2 separate regions of the Homo sapiens genome follow, and region 2 is linked to region 1. A link is a contact called in ENCODE Hi-C or POLR2A ChIA-PET data. All regions are on one chromosome and are shown on one strand. Each heading gives the region's core, a stretch centred on a gene start or an enhancer-like site at or near the end of the contact. The rest is flanking DNA. Distances are from core to core; before and after follow the strand shown.

Region 1 (6,722 bases), core at 547-3,046:
GCAGCTCCAGGGCTTTTGGCAGGGGAACCATGCTGACCAGAAGGAACTGTGTGCATTCTATTACACAAATTCTCTAGCATTCTATTATACAAATCATCCAATCACCTTTCTCACATTTTTTTTTCCAAGTTGAAAATATGAGAAAACCACTCACTGGAAATGAGAGATTACCTTCCTATCCATCTGGCAAGACATTATATGTCTCTCTGCCTTATCCTATGGGTTATATAGCTACTCTTTAAAAAACAAAAAAATCATGTCTTAGAAAGTAAAGCTCCAGAGCATAAAGAAAAAAAGAGAGCAAGCAGGCTTTAAACCTGAGCAGTAAGGGGAATACCTATTAAGCAATGAAAGGGTTGTGCCCCATGGAATGCTGTAGGTCGGCTTTGTTTGTGCATTATTACCCTTCCTGCTTTCGTATTTTAGATTCTGGATTCCCCTTCTCTTGCTTTCAGGCTTTGGTGGAAGTGAATCATCGTTTCTAAGAAACGGGGACTGCAATGATTCACAGGCAAGCTTACTGGACACCACAATAGGAACTCCTAAGAAGGAGACCTAACTTTTATGGTCTTGCTTCTACTATCTACTAGCTGAGTGATCCTGGCCAAAATACTCGACATCTCTGAACTTCTGTTTCTCTACTAAGACAGGAATTAAGAAAGAGGTTGTGAGGCTCACTGAGCCGATAAGGGGGAAAATGCATTGTAAGCAAGGCCATGTATAGAATAGTATTTACATTTTAACCCAGATCTTAAAGCCCAGGTCTAATTAATTCTACCTGTTACCCCTTGGTAAACCACCTCAAAATAGTGTACACTTGTCTGGAAAGCCAAGGTTTGATCACATTCGGGAAACCCTGTATGGAATTACTGTTTCTAGCTGCCAGGAGAAGTTGGTGTTGGTAGAATTTGGGGTGGAGTTCCAAGTCAAAGCTAGGAATGAGACGTTTCAAGACTGGTTTTGATTAGGGATGTGTCTTGGTGTGTGTTGAGGACAGCACAGTTTTCAGCACGTCTCCCTTACCTCTAAAGTCCTAGCCCCTGCTTAAGCCTGCAACAGTTTTCTCCTGTCATGCCCACTTCTGCTTGGGAACACACTTCCAAACCCTCTGCCCAGCCTCTCACAATGGCCCTAAGTACTGCCCTGAGGACACATAAGGTGCTGGTTAAGACGTTGGAATTGAGTCCTTGTAGGAAAGTTATTACCTTTAGGCTGGTTGCAAAGTTTGATTTGGTGTCTTCTCTACTGTGACTTTCCTTTACTTACTTCTACTAGATTACCAAGGAATGGGTCTAGGGACCAGTGGGAGGGCAGCAAACCAGTGTATTCTAGACACGTGGCCATAGGATGTAGGGCTGTCAAGTGATGCCCAAAAGATCTTGTTTCTGGATTTACCCAACCGTTCCAGGAGGCAAAACGGCTTCCTCGGGACCCTCTCTCTGTCATCTACACTCTCGTCTCTGCAGCTAAGCCCTTCCTTAAGCAGAAAAGAGCAGGGTCTCTCGTCCAGCACCCTCCTCCCCAACCCTAGCCCCGTGCCCTCCGCTAACCCACCGTGCAATTATCTTCATTCATCCTTTACCTTTGCCCCGAGGGTCTAACAACTGCAATCTTCGGAATGCTGGGACAAAGCTTACTATGAGCATGGAAGCCTGTTTTCAATAGGGTGGTTGCTAGAAGGACTCAACTGGCCTTTTAGTGCTTTGCTGCTCGCGGGAGGGCTCGGCGGGGCGGTGTCCGCAGCGACTCCGCCCTTGGCCCGGGTCTCTTTCCCGCCGGGAAGCCCCGCGGCGCCCAGAGCGGCGGGCGGCTGGCTCCAGTCCGCATGCTCAGTAGCTGCTGCCGGCCGGGCTGCGGGGCGGCGTCCCGTGCGCGCCTACGGGCTGCGGTGGCGGCCGCCGCGGCACCCGGCAGGGCCCGCCAGTCCCCGCTTCCCTGCTCCAGAGCCGCCGCCTGGGCCGGGGCAGGGCGGGCCCGGGGCTCCTCCATGCTGCCAGCCGCGGGGCTGCGGAGCCGACCAAGTGGCTCCTGCGATGGCGGCGGAAGAGGAGGCTGCGGCGGGAGGTGAGGTTGCCGGTGGCGAGGCGACGGCCCCAGGTGGGCGCGCGGCGTCTGACGCGCTGGGGGCGTCCCCGCGACGCCAGGTCTGCCCCCGCTGCCCCGAGGGAAGCGCCCGCGCCTGTCCTCTCGGGCCGGAGCATCGCCTCCGAGGGGCGGTGGGACAAGGCCGCCCCGTGGGGCACAGGTGCGGCGCGGCGCCCGGCGCGTCCTCCCGGGGAGCGGGACGCGGGGAGGGGAGCTGGGGTCGCCGCCGGCGCTCAGGACGCGGTGTCTTGGTCCCGGGCCGGGCGCATTGGCGAAAGGGAGCCAGCGGGGGACCTTGCACCCGGCGCTGGGAGCATCCGCCTCCACCCACTGCTGGGCGCCCGCGTCGGCGTCGGCATGGCATGCACTGCTGCGGGGACTTCCTATATTTCTTCTTTCTTTTGTGTAAACCAGTTGTCAGCAGCCTCGGACCTAGCCCGGTTCCTGTGAACCCCTCCCCTCTGAGCTGATAATACTCGCGGCTTCCCGGCTTGAACCGCTGCCCCGCGGTGGAGCGCGCAGGTGGGCAGGTGCGCGTGGACGCGGGGCCACACTCCGGGATCGCAGCCCGCTCCGCGACAGCCCTCCATAAGCGACAGGCGGCTCGTGTCTTTCACCGCTGAAGCTTCAGGAAAGCCGTCAGTGGAGTTAGCTTGTTCGATTATGTATTTCTGTGGTATTTTTGTGAATGGAGTTGGAAGTTTGCGGTGCTTTTTCCTTCTCGCTAGTATTCACTGGCAGTATTCTGTAGTTCCTTACAACGGGGCCTTTGGGACCACTGCTCACAATTACGGAATGAATACAAAATAGCTGTTGTTTAAGACAAATGAGAGGCAGGAAAACAGAAATAACTGAAGGAAGACTGGCAGAGAAGTTCAGGGAAGCAGTTAATTCTCCCCTTTCCTTTTGGAATAAGATGATAGAGTTTTAGATTCTTCTCTGAAATAAGGCAATGAGAGGAGGTGGCTTTCGAAATTCTAATATAATTGTGGGAATTTACATCATGGGGCGATTTCAGAAATTCGATCATTTGAATATTCGTAGTCTTAGGTAAACCCTTTGTTGAAAATAGAAGATGGCACGTGTGGTGTTTATAAGCTCTGACACCCTTTCTGCTCCGTCTTGTGACTGAGCTCTGCCCTTTACTGTCTGTGTCACCCAGGTTATTTGAAATCTCTTAGTCTAAGTTCCCCCATCTGTAAAATGGAGATAACTATGCAGTCTGCCTTATAGGATTGTTAGGAGTAAATGAGATATGAGATATGAATGCAAATAAAATGCTTAGCCCAATACTTAGGAAATAGTAAGTGCTTCATAAAACATTAACTTAATGTAGTTATTAATTTACAACTTCAATTTGCTTTGTGAAATTGGTGAGTGCTGTCTGGTCCATTAAGAAAGTGTTGTCCCTTGTGAGTTAAAATTGGCCAAACTGAAAGGAAGTGAAAATGCACCTACTAATTCAAAGAAAATGCACCTACTAATTCCCCAGATAAGTCTTACGAACTTACAACAAGCTTTTAGATAAAGTTTAATGCTATTTATCTAACTATTTTAGATTAATAGTTTATTGCTCTTTGCATACCAAATGTAAAGCTGGGAATAATAAAAATTAAATTTTCTTAATTAAGGGTAGCAATGTTTCTGTGCGGGCTGGGAGAGCCCGCAGGTATGAGTACCTAAGATGTCACAGACATTTCACAGGGGTGCTTCTGTTAGTCTTACAACAGCGTTGTGAGGTAGGTAGTATCTCCATTTCACAGATGAGAAAACTGAGGCTGGCTCACAGTTATACAGCCAGGACATGACAGAACTAGAGTTAAAATCCATGGCTGTCGCCCATACTCCTTTCTTTTCTTTCCCATCTGACTTGGTGGTGCTAATGAGCAAGTGTGCTCACTTCCAGACACCTGCTTATCTAAAGAGTAGTAAAAAATAGAACGCTCAACGAAACCTCTAGGAGGAAAAAATGTATATGTATTTTTACTATTTCTCCCTATTCCCAGAGGGAAAACAAAAACAGGCCTCTGGGCCAGTTGGTGGCCATCTACAAAACTAGCCCTAAGGTTTTGTTTTGCTTTGTTTTGTTTTGTTTTGTTTTGTGTTTTTTTAACAGTGTAAACCAAACTATGGGTTTCCCCACCCCATCAGTTTTAGATGGTAAACACCGAAATTGAGCATGCTGCCAAGTGACTGGGTGTCCTCCTAATAAATGATTCCAGAATCCTTGGGGTAGGAAGAGGGCAGTCTTGGGGAGCAGCACATTTCCAAGACTCACTGCCAGAGATGGTCTGGGGTTGAGGCCTCTGTGGGGCAGCTTTCTCACCTTCCGTTTTCTTACCAGCTCATGTTTTCACCTATGATAGTGTAAGATCCAATTCTTTTACATGTAGTTCTGCAATTACAGTGGTTTAAATTTACTTTGTGAGTCAGAAATCAAACGTCATGTCCCAATCAATTTTGCCTAAGCTCCTGTTACTGGCATGGATCCTTGGGCAAAATTTCAGCCAGAAATGCATTATTCAAGATAAACCAGGATGGGCTAATTACTTTTCACATATTTAAGGGGGAGGAAAATAGAGAAGGAAAGAGAGAAAGAGTGAGAGGAGGGAGAAGGCAAGAGAGGAGGTGTGAAGTAAAGAGAGGAGGAGAGGGGAAAGGAGGAGGAAGGAGAGAGTGAAGGAAGGAGAAGGGGAGGAGGGGAGGGACTGCCACTCCATCAAAGTTTGACTCCAGGAAAAACAAAAACTAACGTTTAAAATATATAGGGAAAGCCAAAATATCAGTAGGAGAATACAGTGATTTCAGTTTACTTTGTCCTTGTGAAATGACTCCCTAGTTCTAAAAAGCATGATGTTCTGTGCTGTGAACATTGAGGTAGCATCCTTTTGAAATCTCCATTTGTGTCATGTTCAGGAAATCATAAATGAGCAAATAACAATTCATTCTGGTAGCCCTAGTTTTCAGTTGTCTCATTTAATTGAAGACCTCCACTTCTCTGCATTGACAACTGAGTTACTCGGGTGCTTGGGGTCTGGGTCATTAGTCAGCATCATCATGGTCATAAGCATTTTCAGGGACCTCAGAGTGTGCCATGTGCCCTACAGGAGGCAAGGGCACCTGAGACATCCGCCTGTTCTGTGAGACAGTGATTTCCTGCCCTGGTTTTTGCAAGGTTACTACCTGTAGTGGCTCCCCTGGTTCTCAGCATCCCAGCCCTCTGTAGCCCCTGCCTTGCCCAGTGCCTCACCCCTTCCCAGTGGCAGGAGCCAGTGGGAACTAAGAGCCTTCAGTGTAAGCCCTTATTGGAGCTAGGACTGCAGGTGAGATATGTTCTCTGTAGTAGCGTGTAGTATTTCTAGATATTTACTGATAATTTATGCAATACTTAGCTATGTATGCCCTGCCGCACCCTGTTTCCTTCTCTTACTCAGGTGCTGTCACACTTACTGGTCCCTGACACATACTGTTTACATTGTATCACACTAGGCTATAATATCCCATTTACCCACCCAATTTTTTAACTTAAAATATTTTTAAACCTGGCTGGGCGCGGTGGCTCACGCCTGTAATCCCAGCACTTTGGGAGGCTATGGCAGGTGGATCACCTGAGGTCAGGAGTTTGAAACCAGCCTGGCCAACATGGTGAAACCCTGTCTCTACTAAAAAATACAAAAATTAGTCCGGCGTTGGTGGTGCGTGCCTGTAATCCCAGCTCAGGAGGCTGAGGTGGGAGAATCACTTGAACCTGGGAGGCAGAGGTTGTAGTGAGTCGAGATCATTCCACTGCACTCCAGCCTGGGTGACAGAGCGAGACTGTCTCAAAAAAAAAAAAAAAAAAAAAAAGTATTTTAAACTTCCTTAAAACTTCTTAAAATCAGTTCAGTTATACAGTGTTAACATTCTCACCTGAAAATACTTAAATGGTTGGCATGATAGGAAATTTGACATTTATGTAGCTAAATTATTTGTATTTCATTTCTCTAGTCTTTAATCTTATGGTTTAAATCTCTAGATGGTACCATTACAGCGAGATTAAAAACAAAGAAGTCTAAAGGAAAAGGAAATGTAAAGAGAATCATTCTTCCACTCTATGCTTTGCATTAAAGGATATTTAGAATTGAAGGTTAAGACTATTGTGATAAAACAATAACTTCCAAGACATTCAAAGTGTTTTACTTACAACATTTCATACATTTTTAAGTAGATTAGAAATATACTTTATCATATTTTCCAAGCATATCACAGGGAAAGTAGAGAATCATCTACTACCCTTCTTGACCAAAGTGCCTCCACCTTTGCCCCTGTGATATGTCCTATACTCAATTATGTGAAGGAACCTGCCTTTCCCCAACATAATGTACACTTTCCCACCTCCAGGCCTTTCCTCAGGCTGTTGGCTGTTCCTGGAATACCCCTGCCCTCCCTCTAGATGGGTCTGGAGAATCTTAACCAATCAAGCTTGAAGGCTGAGCGCAGATGTCACTTTTTTTGTATGTGTGGAGGAGGAGAACTGGTGTGGGAAAATCAATATAAGCTTTGGAACTAGGCCACTGGGCTTGTGATTTCTGGTTTCATTACTTGTCAGCTTTGTAAACTTGGTCAAATTTTAAAACTTCTCTGAGCCCCAATTTCCT
Region 2 (6,107 bases), core at 445-2,944, 270 kb before region 1:
ATTTTTTGTATTTTTAGTAGAGACGGGGTTTCACCGTTTTAGCCGGGATGGTCTCGATCTCCTGACCTCGTGATCCGCCCGCCTCGGCCTCCCAAAGTGCTGGGATTACAGGCGTGAGCCACCGCGCCCGGCCTCAGAAACTTTTTAAGACAAAGATACAAAGATTGAAGTCCAAAATAAATGTAAACTTGTAAATCTTCTTCCCTTCTCCTCCTCCTCCTCTTTCTTCTTCTTCTTCTCCTTCTTCCTCCTGTGTTCCTCCTCCTCTTCCTCCTCTCCTCCTTCTTTCTTCTTTCTCCTTTTCTTCTTTCTCTTCCTTCTTCTTTCTTCTCCTTCTCTCTTCTTCTTTCTCCTTCTTCTTTCTTCTTCCTCCTCCTCCTCCTTCTTCTTCCCCCTTCTTTCTTCTCCTTCTCTTCTTCTTCCTCTTCCTCCTTCTCCTCCTTCTTCCTCTTCCTCTTCTTCTTCCTTCTCCTCTTCTTCTTCCTTCTTCCTCTTCTTCCTTCCTCCTCCTCCTTCTTCTTCCTCTTCTTATTCTTCTTTCTTCTTCCTCTTCTCCTTCTCCTTCTTCCTTCTTTTTCTTCTGCTTCCTTCTTCCTCCTCCTCCTCCTGCTGCTGCTTCTGCTGCTTCTTCTTTTTCTTCTTCTTCCTCTTCTTCTTCCTTCTTCTTCTTCCTCCTTCTACTTCTTCCTTCTTCTTTTTCTTCTCTCCCTCCCTTCCCTCCTCTTTCTTTCTTTCTTTCATTCTTTATGTTTCTTTCTTTTTCCTTCCATCCTTCCTTCCCTCTTTCTTTTCTTTTCTTTTCTTTCTATCTTTTCTTTCAAAGTGTGCTCTTGCTATGTTGCCTGGGCTGGACTCAAACTCTAGGCTCAAGTGATTCTCCCACCTCAGCCTGCCAAGGTTGTACTCCAACAGTAGTCTTTCGTTTGTTCTTAGTGGGCCATCACGTACAGCTACTTTTACTTATACTTACTTTTTAGTATGATGAAAACTCAAAAAATATAATGGTTCATGTTTATAAATATTTTTTGTATTCAGTCCTGGCAGGGCCAAATAATTAGAGCTCTGTGCTGAGGGAGGGATTGAATATACTCAGTGCTTCTTAGTCAATGTGAATTTCTCTGGAGCACATTTAGGCAATGCTTATTTTCTCATAATGCTCCCCCAATCTTCCCCCTTTTTTTCATTTTACATATTGTTTTGAATTGGATTTCATAGAACATAGGTATTTTTTTCTTCCTTTTAAACTGTTCTATTTTCTCCTTTCTTATTCCTAGCCAAGAGCCCTGATCCAGGTGAAGTGTGTAAACCTTGCACGTGGAATTCCCAGCAAAGAAGCTGTAGGGATCGGGATAGGGCCTGGGAAGTGTCTGACTTACAGAAACCCACCATGTCTTGTTCTCTGCTGGAGACCTCTGCTTCTCCATCTTGTGAACATCCACAGGCCCCCTGCACCGTAATCTTGCCCTCTTACTGTTGACTCAGTCCTCATGGAAGTGTAAGTGCCCTTCCTTCTGTTCATGATGTTCCAGGGCAGGAGATGAGGGGGCTGAGTAGGGAAGAAGAGAAGGCCCAGCTCCTGTCTGCTCAGACCTGGGCTGACCTCTGCCCTGGGGCTCAGGCTGGGACTTGTATTTTACCATAAAGGCCCTATAACAAGTGGTGGTTGGATTTTGGTGTTAGTCAGCTGTGTTGTGGACTGACTGGGATTTTCTGCACTAGCTTTTAATCTAATTGTTACTTGGTTACATCGATTGTTTCAGCTCTTTCATAAGCAGCTTAAGGAACCACTTCCCCAAATAATCTTGGGTCTAAGTCTGAAACAGATGAAAGTGAAATCGCTGTGCCCATGGCTGCACATCCACTCACTTCTGCCTCTGCTCTCTGAAGCATCTTAGGGTGGGAGTCCTAGGAGCTCACTTTGAAAACTGCTCATTAACATGACTGTTTACTTTCAGAGCACACCCTAGTCTTAAAATTGAGCTTGCCTGTTTGTATATAATAAATTGCTTAAAACTTGCTGGGATTGGTGTGTATATATGGGCCATATATGAAGCCAGTGGTAGGAGAAAGCAGAATGGACAGATACTTACCTGATGTGATTTAATGGGGTGTTGAGAAATTCCATGATGAAAATCCACACCCCCATTCATTCCTGAAGTTCCATAGTCAGTAATGCATTTTATTTCACTGTTAAGCAACTGCCTTTTGTGAAGCTTTTTTTTTTAAATAAAAATATCCTCATGAAGGATATCCATTAAGTTGTTGTAACCTTGGAGTTGATCCTTTTGCTTCCTTACTTGATTAAACATCCGGGGTTAATGAATCCTCAAAAGGACAAATGGAAGGAAACAGCCACATCCGTACGTCATAATTTTGTCTAGGACTGGCCCTGACTCTGTATGCATTTGTAAAACACATGTGGCAATATCTCTTGTATTTAACTTGGAGACACCTTGCTTTCTCCTTTGGGTGCAGGTAGTTCTGAGGTATTTGAAGAGAGAGCATCTCAAAAGGAAATTTTACTCTTCTTAAATATTCTTTTAGTACCAAAATATATTTTATTACTGTATCATGGTGAAGATGTATGTGCCCATATATACTAATGGGGATTTTCCCATAAGCATGACTTATTTAAAAGAGATAAGAGAATCAGAAACTCAATTCAGAAACAATATATGTATTTCTACATATTGTCTACAACTTGTTCCTGTTGGATAACAAAATAATAAATTGTGGGCATTTCTTATTTTTTAAATCTTAACAACAAAATATTGCAAAACCACGGTTCATTCATTTACTCAGCAAACATTCATAGCGTACCTACCATGCGCTACTTGGTTTCAGCAGAAAAAATCAGTCATCAGGGAATATTTGAGGTTGTCCAGTAACTGAGGAAGGAAGGCAGAGAAGGGTGGAGTGCTAGATGGGGAAGAATGGAAGAAGGAGGATAGGAGAGAAAGGATGGATGGAAGTCAGTCCTTAACACATGTTTTGTTGTTTTTAATTACACTCATGTTACCTAGTTTGATGTTCTTTGTTAATATAATAATTAGCCATTTGGTGCTTTTATTTTTTCTGGTGTGCTATAATTTGAAATCAGTTTTAACTTGTTTTTGTATTTGTTTCTTTTTAGTATAAAAGAACTTGTGTGGATTAGCTTGCTAAATACATCCAAGATTTGAAGAACTGAAAACAAAATCAGTATTAAACCTGCTTTTTAAAAATGTAAGTGAAGTAACTTCTGGCCATGGTTCATTTCAGACCTCTCTAAAGCCTGCAATTACCTCTCAGTGTATGTGAATTTTTTTCCAGGAGTAAAGTTACTTGACTCTAGTGAGTCTACTCATTAAGTCTAGGAGTGTTTGTATCTGCTCGCCCTTTTAAAACCTGTAAATTCTAAGAGTAGTATGAATAACATAGGTGGCTGTAGGATTTAGACGTGGTGTGGCAGACAGTGAGCAAATCTTCATTTGGCACTGAGAAGGAAAACACAGACTTGGTAGAACATAAAATAAAAAGCACAGCCCTATTCTCAAGTCCTTCATCACTCTTCACCTCACAGACCATTTCACTGCCTTATCTACACCAGCGAGAATTGCTAGTTGACCCATTAATGACCCAGTAGGCTTAGAATATGAGGTGTTGGTTTCTCACAGGCATATTTACCCACTTTCTCCCTATTTCTCTTGCTCAGTAATAATAACTACTATTTATTGAGCTTCTACCAAGTGACAGGCATTTGATTAATTTGATTCCATGTTCATTCTACAAATAGTGTTTCTGAATGCTTGCCGTGTACCAGGCATGGCCCTGACACTACTTATTACCTTATCTTCAAGGCACCCTTGCAGGGTAACAGTTAACACTTCCGTGGTCTGGATGAGGATACGAGAGAGGTAAGGAGCGTGCTGACGGTCACCTAGCCAGTGAATGTGAACTGTCTGACTTTCTCTGATTTGCCATATCCTTAAACGTGTTTAGATGCTCTTCCTGGCATGGATGTAAATAAGAGATTGGAACCTCCTGGATTGTGTTCATAAGAGGAATGTGATCCTCATCCTTCTAAACTTTGTCTGGAGTCACAGAAAGCAAGGAAGTTAGAGAAACATCCTGTCACACAGCTTTGGTACCTGTGTGGGGAGCTAAGAGATCTGATGTCCAGTTCCTTCCAGTCCTTTAATGAATTTCCTCTGTGTCCATGAGCTATCTAACATCCATGGGAAACAGTTGATCTTATGCCAACCAAGGGGCATGGACCAGATGCTCTCAAGAGTCTCTCAGTCAGCTCTTTGCTGAGGGACCTTATGCATGGAGGAAAGTGCACACATCGCTAAGTGGATAGCTTGATGGAATAGTTGTTACAAAATGGACACACTTCTGCAATCAGCACCTTGATTAGTAGAAAATTACCAGCACCCCAGAGCCCTCCTCCCCTCATGCTCCAGGAGCAACCGGTATGCTGCCTTGTGATGCCTTTGTTTAGTTTGTTTTTATGAATAGAATCATACAGTGAATATTCTTTTGTGTCTAGCTTGTTTTACTTATTATGTTTGTGAGATCTACAATATTGTATACAATACTTTTTTTGCATTCTCTTTGCTCTAATGCTATTCAATTGTATAGCGATTTTACAGTTGCTGGACATTTACGTAGTCTCTTGCTTGGGCATATTACTAATAGTGCTCCTATGAATGTGTTGTGCATATCTTTTCATTATGATCGTATTTTGTTTGTTCAGGGACTAAAGTCATTTTGATTCGGTGGCACTTTGGATTGATGTTGAACTTTAGGTAGCCAAGTGATTTGTCTGCTTCAATGTGATGTTCCAAGGTGCTTACTCAACAGGATCAGATGAAGATGTTTTTGTAGATTACTCTTGTGGGGTGTGGCCAGGTGGAAGCCCTCTCTGATATGTGAGTGGTGTGGTGAGGCTTATTGTCCTGGCAGAGAAGGGTTTTGATTGCATGGTACAGGAAGGGACTATGTAGGGGAAGGGGAAATAGATCCAGAAGAGAGATGTGTCTGGATTCCCATAGAAACTGTCAGGATATCTTACCAATCAGATCAAGAACCTGGAAAAGTAAGAGCCCCAGGGAAGACTCAGCTTGTGAGACCCGATGTGTCTAGGGAGACGAATAGAGAAAGAAAAATTGAGGCAGGCCTGAACTCAGAAGGAGCTCTCAAAGAATTTTCTGAACAAATTCATTAAGCCTAACTTGTTTTAAGGAAGCTTTGAAAAACCAGTCCCTAAAAGTATGAATCTTGAGCCAAGAATGAACTTAAAGTATAGAACTAGGAAAAAATGTATTTTCCCAAACAAATATGGGATGTGAGCATGTGGGCTTTGCCTTAAGACCTTTCTGCATTCAGATCACAATTCCACCACTTTCTTGTCTCATGACCTTTCTGGGTCAGCTTCCACATCTGTAAAATGGGGTGGTAAAATCTCCACCTCTAAGATGCCCCCAAAATCTGCTGTAACAATTGACTACAATAGTGTTAGTATTATGCTTCAGGGCACATAGACCTAGCACTAAAAATGATAGTCATTTTATTTCTCATTCTTGTTACTAAGGTTACCCATTTGTATCTGATACTTTATGAGAGTTTTCAGATCACTTTTTAAAAATATGAGACTTTTTTTTTTTTTTTTTTTTTGAGACAGAGTTTCACTCTTGTTGCCCAGGCTGGAGTGCAATGACGCCATCTTGGCTCACGGCAACCTCCGCCTCCTGGTTCGAGAGATTCTCCTTCCTCAGCCTCCCAAGTAGCTGGGATTACAGGCATGAGCCACCATGCCCAGATAATTTTGTATTTTTAGTAGAGATGGGGTTTCTCCATGTTGGTCAGGTTGGTCTACGAAATTCTGACCTCAGATGATCCACCCGCCTTGGCCTCCCAAGGTGCTGGGATTATAGGCATGAGCCGCCGCGCCCGGCCGAGACTTCGGTTTTTAATTTAAGTGTAGTGAATACTAACAAGAAAAGATTTTTTCTACTTGCCTCATCTTAGACTGAAACTCAGAGGAAGGATGAAGGGAGACATTTGTCACTGTGTCCTTGGCATGTCCCTCCCTAGGGTGAGTCAGTGAAGACACTCTTGGTTGT

Evidence for each region. A loop is a pair of places that touch in the nucleus more often than their neighbours do. ChIA-PET counts read pairs that join two places held with the same protein, here RNA polymerase II (POLR2A). Pooled maps may share reads with other maps.
Region 2: a loop to region 1 is called in a pooled map, with 2.0 times the contacts of the local background. The contact joins the enhancer-like site here to the promoter of BMAL2 in region 1. A Hi-C loop is called at or near these places in 1 of 50 pooled maps. POLR2A ChIA-PET finds 5 or more read pairs at or near these places in 3 of 52 experiments (OCI-LY7, Panc1 and activated CD4-positive, alpha-beta T cell).

What each region holds. Positions count from the first base shown.
Region 1 is chr12:27,331,040-27,337,761 of GRCh38, forward strand. BMAL2 (basic helix-loop-helix ARNT like 2) reads left to right here and starts at 1,797. Exons shown (of 17, transcript NM_020183.6): 1 at 1,797-2,064. The coding sequence starts at 2,034. It overlaps LOC124902906 (a long non-coding RNA gene), which reads right to left and starts at 1,758. Exons shown (of 2, transcript XR_007063255.1): 1 at 1,583-1,758. RefSeq lists silencers at 1,681-2,150, 2,171-2,290.
Region 2 is chr12:27,063,002-27,069,108 of GRCh38, forward strand. No RefSeq gene overlaps it. Among named protein-coding and RNA genes, the nearest start is that of C12orf71, 17 kb to the right of the region's middle. Within about 2 kb of position 1,695, at least 2 of the 41 ENCODE cell types and tissues checked have a DNase peak (open chromatin) inside an H3K27ac peak, as active enhancers do.